2 separate regions of the Mus musculus genome follow, and region 2 is linked to region 1. Evidence: chromatin contacts called from ENCODE Hi-C or POLR2A ChIA-PET data. All regions are on one chromosome and are shown on one strand. Each heading gives the region's core, a stretch centred on a gene start or an enhancer-like site at or near the end of the contact. The rest is flanking DNA. Distances are from core to core; before and after follow the strand shown. Region 1 holds the start of Pcm1 (pericentriolar material 1). Region 2 holds the start of Asah1 (N-acylsphingosine amidohydrolase 1).

Region 1 (6,667 bases), core at 1,806-4,305:
AACTCACAGTGCTTGGGAAGTGGGCACAAATAAATCAAGGTTTTCCTCAACTACACACTGAACTAGAGGCCAGCCTATATGGGGTATATGAGACCCTGTTTCAAACACAAAAGAGAGACTGAACTCACCCAGGTCCCCCGTCCGTCCGTCCCCCCCCCCCGCACCCACAGTTTGATCACAACCCTCTTTAACAGTCCCAGGGAATCTGACACCCTCATCTGAGTTCTGCTGGAACCAGGCAAAGAAATAGTGCACATACATACATGCAGACAAAACACACAATTAATGTGTGTGTGTGTGTGTATGATTTTTTTTTTTTCAAGACTGTGTCTGGCTCTATAGGACAGGCTAGCCCCAAATTCCTGATCCTACTGTCTCAGCTACCCAACTCCTGGGACTACAGGTATATGTCACTTGCCTGGCTTTTCTTAAAACAGCATGGGAGAAGTAACTTCAGATTCCTTCTGAAGAGAGACGCATGCATGATGCACACATACATACATACACACTAAAGAGCAATTACTTCTAAAATATTTTAAACAAAATCTCTTCTATTCTCATCCTTTAGCCATTATATTTCTTCATTTTTATACAGCATTTCATGCATCCCAGGTCGGGGGTGGGGGGGGACCTTAAACCTCCCGCGTCTATATCCCTAATGAGGGGATTTTTACAAGCATCCACCATCATTTCTGTTTATTTGGTGTTGGAGAGCAAATGCAGAACAATAATACATGCTAGGCAACTACTCGATCAATAAGCTAGCCCTAGCCATTTATCTTCTAGACAGCCTTCATGACTTCTTTTAACTTTAACTGAACTTACATCCCAATATGGCAAGGCTACTAACGTTCGAAGTAATTTCAGATAACTAAATCAATGCCTGTCAGTTGTTGGTATAACAAATTTAAGCAAGCAGAAAAGATCATGAAAGAAAGATAAAGCCAGATAAAGAATGTGGAAGGCCATAACTTGAGAGAAATGGACTTGGAAATTGAAGCTACCCAAATAATTGTCTTATGACAATTCAAACTCAAATGAGTTTAAAAAAAAAAATTAAAGACAAGGGACTCCCAGAAAGTACTACTGTATAAATCATCTTATTTAGCTAGTAGGAGCGGCACAGCTCTCAAAGGATGAAGATACACCAAAATGGCAGGTCAGAAGGCTGCACACCCAAAGTGTGTGCTTACTAAATAGACCCTTCAACCCTGCACCAGCTTTTAGACAGCATAGCCCAGTATAAAGTGTTCCCAACTTTAATACATATGAAACTAACACACTAAGGTGTCAAAAACAAATTTTCCCCATTTCAGAAATACCTTTCTGTTCCACGGTTCAAAGCAACTGTCTGCTTATTAAAATTTTAAAAACCCAGTAAATTCTTACACTTTATACTTAGAAAGAAAGCACTAAATTTATGACCTATCGTTTCAGATAATTAAAAATATGTAATTTATAAATAATTTTAAACTCAATTTACATTAACAAAGACGTTTAGATACCCCAAGTCTCTAAGATCCTTCCAAACGCTTTGGGTGTTAACACTCACTTTGGAATATAATGAAAATAGCCCGCAGCTGCCATCTAAAGACCCTTGAAGAAAATGTACTCTCCTGATTAAGTCATTAAATCCCTGTTACTCAAACTATTCAAGAACTTGTTACTCTCTTATTTTTTAAAAAAGCTTTAGGCATGAGAATTCTTTTTTTTTTTTTAACTACATTTACCGAGGTGTACCTTCAAGTGCGAAATTCGGTATTAACGACGCCAGCCAGTGGCCCTGACCAGGAAGGTGATAGGGAAAAGGCAGAAGCAGGTGCACAAAAAGCTCTTGAACACCGGCTCTAGTAACCAGAGAACACCGAAGGCGGGGTCTGGAAAGCGGTTATGGGGCGGGGGTAGGAGGCGGTAGGGGCACCCAGAAAGCCCGCTTCTTCTAAGCGCCAAAGCACGATCTGTCACCCGTAGTTCCCACACCAATCCTAATACCGCCATGAAAGAAAGGGGAGGAAAAAAACGTTTTGTGTTTTGTTTTGGGTTTGGACCAGGCTAGCGCGAGAGGAAAAGTTGGTTCACGCAGACGCCCCCACAGGGGGGCCGAACACCTAATCCTTAACAGCAGTCTCTGCAAAGCAAGCCAGGCTGCCAGAATCCCACTGGACATCTCGCTTCCCTCCCACCCACCCATCCCCAGTCTCCCCCTCGCCCCCCCACCACCCATTCTAGATGTAAAGAAACTGGATCTTCCCGAAGGGGTGAAGAAGGGGCAGTGGGAGGAGCGCGGAGAAGGATTATTAAATTAACATTTTCTTAGCGAAAAGAACCTACTAGCAGGAGTCAGGAACGCCTCCAGGGGCCTTCCTGCTCCAAGAATAAAAGGGACCGCAGAAAACTCCCGGGCCACAGACTCTCTGCACCCAGGAGGATCCGGGCCGCCCGGGACCCCTCCCAGGATGGAATTCGGCGGGTGGGCTGGGAGGGATGGCGGTCCCCGGGGCCTCGGGCCGCCAAGGCCAGTTTCTTTCGGAACTCATCACCCCGAACTACAAGGCAACCTTCCCCTCCACCCTGGAGGGGGGTGAAATCTCCAGCACCGGGCGAGCGGTCCTCACATGGGACGCCCCAAGATCGTGGAGGCGCCAGCCAGCGTCGTCCCAGACGCTCGCCAGAGCTAGCGTGTCAGTCGGCGCCGAGAGGAGCCGATGACAGCCTGGGGGTGGGGAAGGATCGCGCAGCCATGGGACCTCAGAGTTAAAACGGGCAGGCGTGGCCCCAGGCCGCTTCCAGCGCCGCGCCCGCCTCGAACCACCCTGTGCTCCGGCCCGCGGTGGCCCAGGGCCGCGTTACCTGGAAACGAAGCCGCCCCTCCTGCCAAGGGCCGAGTGGCGGTCGGCCGCCCCTCCAGGAGCCGCCGCCGGCAGCGGTTCTTCCTCCAAGACCGCGGAAGGGAGGCCCACAAATCCCCCTCGACTGCCCAAAGCCCCAATGGCCGCCTTCTCTACATTAGCTAACTAGGCGCCAACCGCCGCAGCCACCGCCATCTTAGGACCTCATTGTGGTGGGAGAAGAGTGGGGGGCGGGGGAACTGCAGAGGGGGGGGGGGGCGCAACGCTCCGCGAGACGAGCGCGGTCTCCTCGGCAACGGCTGCGCGGGGGCGAGAACTCGCCGGGGCTGGAGCCGCAGTGCGAACTCCGGGCGTGCGGTGACCTGAGTCACGTGACGCTCGGGCCTTCCGTGGAGTCACGTACCGCCCCTCTAGTCAGGAAAAGATTTGTGCAGACGAACAACCTGGGAACTACACATCCCAGAATGCCCACTCAACTGGGTAGCCAAAAGAAACGGAACTACAAATCCCAGTGTGCTGTGCGCCTGCCAGATGGCTCCGCTGTGTTTTTTAAGGCTTGAGGCCTGTGGGGTTTATAAGTGCTTTAGCTCACTGCAAGTCTCCGGGCGCTTTCTAATTTTCTGTGGAGGCATGAGCTTCCAGATGGAGACCGGAAGACTGGGAACCCTTGTAGTGCATTCCTACCCACTTTCCTATCACGAAGGATACTGATGAGCCTTTACAATCTAACCCCTAATTTTAGCAAGGATATTAAATCAGTATGTCATGTGTGCTTAGTCGGTGGAAGAATCATAAATAAGATTGTCAGTGGTCATTGCCACTTGGAACGCTGTCCCGCTACTTTGTTGGTAGAAAGAAGTAGTTGTAAACAGAGTTTAATCTTGTGAAATTTTCGCTGAACGGATAGTCTTTGAAATCCTGTTTAATTTATATTCTTGCTAACGGCTGTGTTAAGGTTAATAAATGGATAAATAGTGTCATAAAAACAGCACAAAACAAAACTTTTTTTTTTTAAGTTGCAAGGCTTTCAATATGCCAGGCTCCGAAGTTAAGACTACCTGTCGATTTTAGTTGCATGCATACACATTCTGTTTTTAGACAGCTTCTAAATGTCTAAAATAGGATTTTTTTAAATGTAAAATAATGTAATTGAGAAAGAATAGGTTTCTGTTTTTCCACAATAAATTGCTCCACACAATTACCAACAAATTGTTTACAAAACAAAATACTACAACTCTCTCAGAGCACCACGGTTCCTATCAACTAAACTCTTCCTGCCCAGGGCAATTTACTACTGTGTCCATAGCCTTCTGTATTCGTTTTTATCCTGTTTCTGAGGCAACGTCTCTTGTATCTCAGGCTGGCCTCAAATCTCTGACTTCAGATCCTTCTGCTTGTGGAATGCTGAAGTGTAGCATTCCACCTCAATGTAGCTTGTATACATAAAAACATACGATACCTTAAGGAAATGAATCAGTACACTGCTGGAAATCAAACCCAGGGTTTCATGCATGCTAGGCAAACATTCTGTCAACTGAGCTACACACCCAGCCGGGTAGTGGATATTGAACCTAGGGCTTTTCGACATGACATGCTAGGCAAGTACTCTACTACTGACCTATAATCTTTAGGCCTCTATTTTTCATTTGGATCTGAGTCTCACTAAGTTGCCTACACAGATCTCTCTCTCTCTCTCTCTCTCTCCCTCTCTCTCTCTCTCTCTCTCTCGTGTGTGTGTGTGTGTGTGTGTGACTAAGTTGCTTACACAGAACTCTCTGTGTCTCTCTGTCTGTGTGTGTGTGTGTGTGTGTGTGTGTGTGTGTGTGTGTGTGTCTCTGTGTGTGTGTGTGTGTGTGTGTGTGTTTTAAGAGGATATGATTCTCTTTCATTTTGGGAGAAGTGCAGGGTGAATCTTGGAGAACCTATGAAAAAGAGTTGAGGTATGTGAATATGATCAAAATACGTGACATGAAAATTGCAAAGAATAAAAATACTGCATATTTTTAAATAACTTTCCTCAAGCATCACTGGTCTTTTAGGGAAATATGGGGAGTGGGGGAAGCCTGAGATGCTGTAAAATTATCCTGACTTCCAAAAATGTAGCTTGTATATATAAAGACATACAATACCTTAGGAAATGAATCAGTTTGGTATTAATAATACCTGATTATGACAAAATAAATGATATGGGCAGAAAGCACTTTAGTAGTTGGGACAGGGGGAGTAGGGCTATATTATCTCAAAAATAATAGTAGCTCTAGGACTTCTATGGAAGATGAAATATGGTACAGCCATCTGTAAAAATGTGGGAAACAAAGAGGTTGGGTATTAAAATACATATGGGAACTGATTTTCAATATTTGGCATTTAGGAGACATATTGAACATATTTGTTGAAATACTCAGGAGTATGAATGGCAGGCTGATTGGAAGGAGATGGGTTATGCCAGGAATACATAGTACATTCCGAATTAGCACTGGCCAGCACAGAAACCAGGCTGGTGGAAGTAGAGATTCATGTGGGGTGAGGCACAGAGGAGGCTGAACAAGGTAAGACTGAGCAACAGGTTGGGTCCAAAGTATAGAAAGTCTTATTACCAATCTGAACAGATTGGACTTTGTTCTCCAGGGAATGTGTGAAAAACTTACGGGTTCTTGAGAAAGTCGGTTGGATGGTGTTTTGCTACCTCTTTTCTACCACCTCTTGTGGGTGGTGGGCTACAAGAACAGTTAAAGAATTTAAGAACCATCATTAAAAATAGGATTAAATTAAAGCTACACAAAGAGACTTTAGGAGAAGTATTGTTGTTTGGTTGGGTTTTTTGGCAGTTCTGGAGAGAAAACTAGTGCATTCCACATCCTAGGCCTGTGCAATGCGACGATGTGCAAGTCCCCAGCTCTTATTTTTCTTATTTTTTTTTTTTTACTTTATATTTTTTCTTTTTTTTATTACGTATTTTCCTCAATTACATTTCCAATGCTATCCCAAAAGTCCCCCACACACCCCCCCCACTCCCTTACCCACCCATTCCCATTTTTTGGCCCTGGGGTTCCCCTGTACTGGGGCATATAAAGTTTGCCTGACCAATGGGCCTCTCTTTCCAGCGATGGCCGACTAGGCCATCTTTTGATACATATGCAGCTAGAGTCAAGAGCTCTGGGGTACTGGTTAGTTCATAATATTGTTCCACCGATAGGGTTGCAGATCCCTTTAGCTCCTTGGATACTTTCTCTAGCTCCTCCATTGGGGGCCCTGTGATCCATCCAATAGCTGACTGTGAGCATCCACTTCTGTGTTTGCTAGGCTCCGGCCTAGTCTCACAAGAGACAGCTATATCATGGTCCTTGCAACAAAGGCTTGCTAGTGTATGAAATGGTGTCATCGTTTGGAGCTCTTATTTTTCTTTCCCTTTCCCATTCTTTCTTCTTTGTCAGGCTGGCCTCAAACTTACAATCGTCCTGTCCCTACCCTTTGTGTGTCAGGGGATTATGGGCATTGTCTTCTAGACTGAACATGAAATAGTTGAGAGTTTAACCTGGTGACCATGTTTAGCACAAACCAGGCAGAGGAGAAAAGGGAGTAATGGCAAGAAAAGGTGGTACCTAGTTTGGCGTTAGGGAGTAACTAAATGTATACAATTCAGTTTACTCGGGTTTCCATTAACATTAATCACAAGTTAGTCATCATGATGGGTAAAATACTACTTGTTAGGCTCCTGGCAGCAAGCATAACACAGTATTATTAATACTGCTAGGGATAGGTGCTTGCCCATGGGATGGGTCTCAAGTTGGGCCAGTTTTGGTTGGCCACTCCCTCAG
Region 2 (6,667 bases), core at 1,683-4,182, 130 kb before region 1:
CTTTCTGTAGCATTGGGAATTGAGTAGATTTTTAAAAAGGTTAGACACCTGTAATATTAGCAACTTGAAAGGCTGAGTAAATTCTAGTCCAACCTAGTGAGACCTTGCCTCAAAATGTAAGAGAGGGCTAGGATAGAAGTCATTAATGTGAACTTTTGTAGCATTTGCAAAGCCCTATGTTCACTGCACACTCAAAAAAAATAAAATAAAAGCTATGTGTCTGTGTTTGTGTGTGTGTGCGCGCACATATTGCGGTGAGGCAAGACATACATAATATGATATACTATTAAGAAAGTAGATTTAAGTTTTAATTTATCTGAAAAGAAAAGAATCAACGTGTATAGTAGGCTTTGAAAGTTATTTATATGAAGATGGTTTATAAGGTTATCATGCCAATTCATGTGAACTTTCTTTACAAAGCATCTAAGTTTGTTAGATCAACTAACTACAAAATACTATTTCATAAATAAAAGATACGTTTGGTGACATGTTGAAAATGCTCTCAATAGTAACTTAGGTGAATTAATCAATTAGCCATTTGATATGGTAATAGATATGTAAAATTGGGATACTCTACTTCTGATAGACTTACTTTAAGCTTCATAGAAATTCAGCAGGTTCATCATTGACCATATGTATTCAGCATTCTAAATATTCCCAGAGGAAAGGCCCAGTCCTTACAGTGGCTCTTGTCTTTAATCTGCTTTGCTTCCTTTATCTCTGACCTAACTTATTTCTCCCTCATTCCTCAGAGGCTGCCACATGGGCTTTTCTAGTGTAGCTGAACATAGTGTACACTTTAAAAAAAAATAACAATCTTGTCTCTGTCTAATGTCCTTGGTCTTTTGTTACTATTTTGTTTTATCTCCTAAAAATGCTTTCACTTTGAAAGCATTTAAAAGGATATACATTATTTTCTCAGTTTTTGGTTAGCATGAAGAAATGAGCATGAAAGTCTTAAAGTAGCTAAACTTAGTACTATAATTTAAAAAACCGAGTCGTAGCATTTCACTTGCTAAAGATGTGTTAACGTATACATAAAGCATGAAATGTATAGTTATGCAGGACAGCCTAGTGCTTTGATGTGTAATCTGCAAAGTGTAATCTTTCCACCAGAATAAGCATAACTTGAAACATGTATCACTTTATGGTGCAAAGCTTTTGTTCAGTCACAGTCTCCCTAGTCTACCTTTGCACTACAGAGCCCCTGTCTCCCTCCAGGATGCGCATCCTCCTGCGCATCCATCAGACTAATTCTACCACTTACTGTTCAGACCTCCTCTTTTCAATCATGTCTTCCCTGCCTGCATGTTAAAAATTCCAATCCCCTTCCTAGCTTCTACATTCTTCTACTCCTTGCCCGACCTCCCCCCATCCCCCAACATTTACAGCTTTTGCTTGCTATTTTACAGATGAACCTCACATGCCTGGTGTTTGCTATTTCCCATCTAGTAAGTTTCATAAGGGAAGAACTTTGTGCCTTTTTGTTGCTTCCTCAAACTCTGCATCAGAGACCTGATATATTCTGTTTTGTTTTATTTTGGAGATGAAATCTTGCTATCTTGTCTAGGCAGGTTTGAAACGCCAGAGTCAGTGACTGAAGACAGCTTTCTGCCTCAGGTTGCTGTCTAAAACAGTCCTCAGTGTCCCCCTTCAAAAAGTAAGTATTTTCCAATCTTGCTTACCTAAGTAAGATTTCTTTTTTTGTTTGTTTGTTTTTTTTTGTTTTGTTTTGTTGTTGTTGTTGTTGTTTTTTTTTTTTTTTTGAGACAGGGTTTCTCTGTATAGTCTTGGCTGTCCTGGAACTCAATTTGTAGACCAGGCTGGCCTTGAACTCAGAAATCCGCCTGTCTCTGCCTCCCAAGTGCTGAGATTAAAGGCACGCGCCACCACCGCCCGGCCCTCTAAGTGTTTCTTAATCCTGTGTTGTGTATCAACATCTAAACTTCCTCAAAAACAAACAAACAAAAAACAAACAAACAAAAGCCAACTTATTTATCATTTGCCTCCAAATTTAGGTGTTTTTTACACCAAAAAGGAAAAATACTCGGATCCCCAGCACAGGAGTCGGGGGTGAGAATTAAAATAGGATTTTAATGGTCCTGAGTGAGTTTTATAGAAGCATTTTTTTAAAAGCCTCCAAACTTCTTGAGATGCCTGTCGTCGAAGCAGAAAATGTAAATCTAGAGGCATTTTTTTCCTGTTGGATTCTAGATAACTCATCCTATTATGGAGAGCCTTGTCCAAGGTAAAAGCCAAGCAAGTATTTCACTTTTATCTGCTTTTCAAAGTAGACTATGAAGTACCAAGTACCTGTCCTAGGTTTAGGTCCGCTGGACCAACTGGCTTCTCACGAGCTAAAGGAAAACAGGAGTTGAGTAACGCGGCGACAAATACATCGATGAAGGTCCCACCCCTTCAACCTCTCCAACCCCGGACATAACAGCAAGAAACTAAAATCTAAATCCTAGGATTTAGCAGTGCCTTAAGTACCTAGAGTACCCGAGAGATGAAACTTCTGACCCTGACACTTGTCCTCTCTGGTTGTGATCCCTCGGGCAGGATGGATGGATTGAGTGACTCACTTGGAGCCAGCCTTCCCCAGAAGGCAAACTAGGTCTGACGCTATGCTCTGAAACTCTGTCCCTTTGGTGGGCTCAGGAACCGCGACGCCTAGGAGCCAACCTCTCCCGAGTCAGTCGGCGTCCGCCCTCAGAAATCCTCCAGCACCAGCGTCTTGCCCCGGCCCCCGCGCTCCAAACGAGTGAAGGCCAGAGGAAAACTGGAAGTCCCGCCCCGGGGTGCGGCTAAGGCTGGACGAAACCACTGCGTGGCGTGCTGGGGGCGCAGCCCCTCTCGGCCCTGTGCGCGGACTCCGCTCTAGGGACTCGGCCCGGCGCCTCTATCTCTGGCGTGTCCCCTGCCGTGCATGGTGTGGCCCAGGGTCGCTGATCACGCGTTGGGGTGCGGCCTGCTGCTGGTGGAGGTGGTCCCTGCTGCAGCTGCTGCTAGAGTCCCTCGGAGCGGCGCTTGCAGCTGGGAAGATGCGGGGCCAAAGTCTTCTCACCTGGGTCCTAGCCGCGGCAGTCACCTGCGCCCAGGCACAGGATGTGCCGCCGGTGGGTGAGCTCCAGCCGAGGCACAGATGGGGGTGCAGGCGCGGGCTCAGGGGGAGGTGGGCGCAGCTGTGGCGGGGCGGGTGAGGGACACCTGCTCGCGGTCTGTATCTTCCGTGAGGCGTCGGGGGAACTCTGGTTCGGTCCCGCGGAGTATGGGTGCAAATGTGGCTTGTGAACCCCGGGCTAAGTGGCTTTGCTGCTGTATGGACCGAGTACACATTTTAGGGAAGTTCTAACTTTCAAGAACAACTGTGTAGGATTCACGCATTCTCCAATCTTATATTTGAGATTACCAGCTACTGTAGGCGGAACTCTCCAGAGAAAAAGCTAACGATTGACTGGTGGCCGTAGTATTTTCTGCCTGGTTACCTAGTGCTTTTTCCTGAAGAAACCATCGCAGGAAGCTATGGGTCACATGCAGTCTTAGCCCAGATGATGGGAACCCACCCCCACCCCGCCCCCCTAAGAAGGCTGTACTGGCTGTGGCCTTCACGCCCAGGCATGGAATGTCTGTCTGTACCGTGGTGCTGCTCGACCAAGTCACAATGCCACAGACTTTATATATCCGCAAGAGACTGTGAGGAACTAACATGATTCTTGTATTTACTAGAAGAGGAAGTATAGCCCTGGAGTGAAAAATGTAGCCAGAGGTCACATCGTTGTTCCCAGAAACATTTCTAAGTTCAGCCTCTAGGTCAAAGCCCGACAGCGACATTTCATAGATCGATTCTATAAAGGCTATAGAATTGAAGACTGTTTTGTTGCCAGATTTGATAACTAGGAACCTGGATGCACCTTACCTGTGCCAGATGACAAGAATTTTGAAAAGAGGCAAGACATTGGAAATGGGAGCAGCAGGAGTTCTTTTAATTTTATTCCTAGAAGGAGAAATGCTTTTTTGAATTTGAGAGAGAGAGAGAGAGAGAGAAAATTAGCCAGCCACTAGAATAGATACTTAGTAGATAAAAGTAGAATGCACATCAGGGCAGAGGGTGGCACACGCCTTTAAATCCCAGCACTTGGGAGATAGAGGTAGGCGAATGTTCTAGGACAACAATGGACACAGAGAAACCTTGTCTGAAAAACACCACACAACACAAAGTAGAATGCAGAATGGTATACAGAGTAATTTCAGTGACCAAAACCCACATAGTATGTACAAAAGATTGAAGGAAGAGCAAAACGTTTGCTCTAGTGTAGATAAAGAATTGATTTACCAAACTTGGTTGGGATTGTAAGAATTGTTGAAGAATTAAGTATTTTGATAGCTTGTGCCTTTTTGCCCAAAGATTACCAAAGGACACATAATGGTTGAGCAAACTAGGTCTAGTGTTTGATGTGAGGGACTGATATAGACCTTTTCAACCGTGGGTTAAGTAACAACAAATTCTAAACAAAATACTTGGAGAATTTGAGTGTAACCCAGGATTTGTTGTAGAGAGTAGAAGCAGAGCATCCTTTGATTTAGCAAGAGATGCTGTTCTGAGTTACACAGTGTGTAACTCTTTATCAGTGTGTAGACACAATCATGATACAAGCTTGCTTTGTCTCACTTTGTCTCTGCGGTACTTAATTCCTCTTTGTGTCCAAGAGCAGAACACAAGTCCATGGGGTCCTATAGGCCTGTAAGGTGTTAATGTGCAGCTATGAACTCAGAGCAGTTTCATGTCCTTAGAGCTGTTATTTTTGTGTTTGTTTGCTTTTATTCTTTCTTAATACTTTGTTTTTAAATGAAGATATCTTGTTGTTTGTTTCTTTATCTGGTTTTGGTTTTTTTTTGGGAGGGTTGTTTGTTTGGTTTTGGTTTTTGTTTTTGTTTTTTTTCCCCCAGTGCTAGAGTGCTCACCCAGGACCTTACACATACTGGGCAAAAGGTCTTTTTTTTTTTTTTTTCTTTTCTGATTTTTTTTCAAGACAGGGTTTCTCTGTGTAGCCCTGGCTGTCCTAGAACTCACTCTGTAGACTAGGCTGGCCTCAAACTCAGAAATCCGCCTGCCTCTGCCTCCCAAGTGCTGAGATTAAAGGCGTGCAACACCACTGCTTGGCTGGCAAACGGTTCTTATAGTTATATCACTAGCCCAAGCAAAATATTTCATTGTTTTCAAAATATGAAAAATTAATAACCCTTCAATTGATTTAATGATTTTTTACTCGGAACAGTGGATATCAAAATCTAGTCGGTCTACTGATAATCTGATTGGAAAAGTGTTTGCACAGGTCTTAACTGAAATGAGAAAAAAATAAGAGTTAAACAAAAATAGTAACTTTCCTTATATTTTGGTTTTATGGCCATTTTATTGTTATTGAGCTTTTCTCTCATTAAAATGACAAAGTCAGGTGTTACATGGAGAGGATTTATTTTGTTTTAAAATCTTCACTTACAAAATAAAAATTGGGACCCTTTTTGAGTGGAGGCACTGTTAAAATTTTCACTCTCTTGAAGATATTGGGACCCAGTTTTCTTTTTTTTTTTTTTTTTTTTTTCGAGACAGGGTTTCTCTGTGCAGCCCTGGCTGTCCTGGACCTCACTTTGTAGACCAGGCTGGCCTCGAACTCAGAAATCCGCCTGCCTCTGCCTCCCGAGTGCTGGGATTAAAGGCTTGTGCCACCACACCCGGCATGGGACCCAGTTTTCAAAAGGCCCTTTAAGAGCTGCCTGGAAGCCTGGGGACCTTGTTTTCTGACAGAATGGAAGACAGTTATTTTGGGGGGTTTTGTTGACTTGTTTGTTTGATTGTTTTTTGGTTTTTTTTTTTTAGTTTGAATCATTATATGAATAATAAACTAAACTTTTTATTGTAGTGTAGCCTGTGGTAACCAAATATATTTCAAAATGACCTTTGATAGGTGTGGATAAGGACAAGCTTCAAATGACAAATGAGTTATTTCGTTTGGAACATTGACTGAGCGTTTTAGTTTTATGTTGGAGGCTTTTTTCAGTATAAGTAATTGAAGGTGATCTTAAGTTATTCTTCACTATTCCATCTATGAAGAGTTCATTAAGATATATTGTGCAGAGAAAAGTAGCTAGTAGAGAAAAATCCAGAAAATGAGCCGGGATATTGATAGTCTAGGCATAATGGTAATCTTTGAAGCCACTGGAGCGGATAAGCTTTTCTATGAAAAGTATAAATGAGAAAATGAGAAGCAGCCAAAAGCTGAGTGAGTTTCCCATGTGTGTGCCAAGTGAAGAAGAGGCCAGCAAAGTTAATGGCACAGCCCAAATGGGCAAGCTCCCATGGCAGGACGGGCAAGGAAGGGATCGAGGGGGTTACTGTTAAACACCATTGAGAATGGAGTGTCCATTCTGCTGGCGACTGGAAGCTACTGCTTGTCTTGTAGGTAGTACAGTGACAGAAAGGCAATGCAGCAGGATGAGGAGTGATGGGAAGGAAAAGACCTGCAGAGAAATGACCACGCTCTCAGTAATAGACCCGAGCAGAGCCAGAAGTGTGACTGAACACATGATTGAGTAATGAATTGCTAAAATGAACTGATGTCAGCTACAGATATGTGTGGTGAAACTGTTGGCATTGGCAGTGACTTTC

What was found. Hi-C counts contacts between places; a loop is a spot of excess contacts on that map. ChIA-PET counts read pairs that join two places held with the same protein, here RNA polymerase II (POLR2A).
Region 2: a map of left cerebral cortex shows a loop between it and region 1 (11-fold over the local background). The contact joins the promoter of Asah1 here to the promoter of Pcm1 in region 1. A Hi-C loop is called at or near these places in 1 of 37 maps with a recorded cell type or tissue (left cerebral cortex). POLR2A ChIA-PET finds 5 or more read pairs at or near these places in 1 of 5 experiments (embryonic stem cell).

The regions. Positions count from the first base shown.
Region 1 is chr8:41,236,147-41,242,813 of GRCm38, reverse strand. It overlaps Pcm1 (pericentriolar material 1), which reads right to left and starts at 3,055. Exons shown (of 38, transcript NM_023662.3): 1 at 2,851-3,055.
Region 2 is chr8:41,370,962-41,377,628 of GRCm38, reverse strand. It overlaps Asah1 (N-acylsphingosine amidohydrolase 1), which reads left to right and starts at 2,932. Exons shown (of 14, transcript NM_019734.3): 1 at 2,932-3,119. The coding sequence starts at 3,045.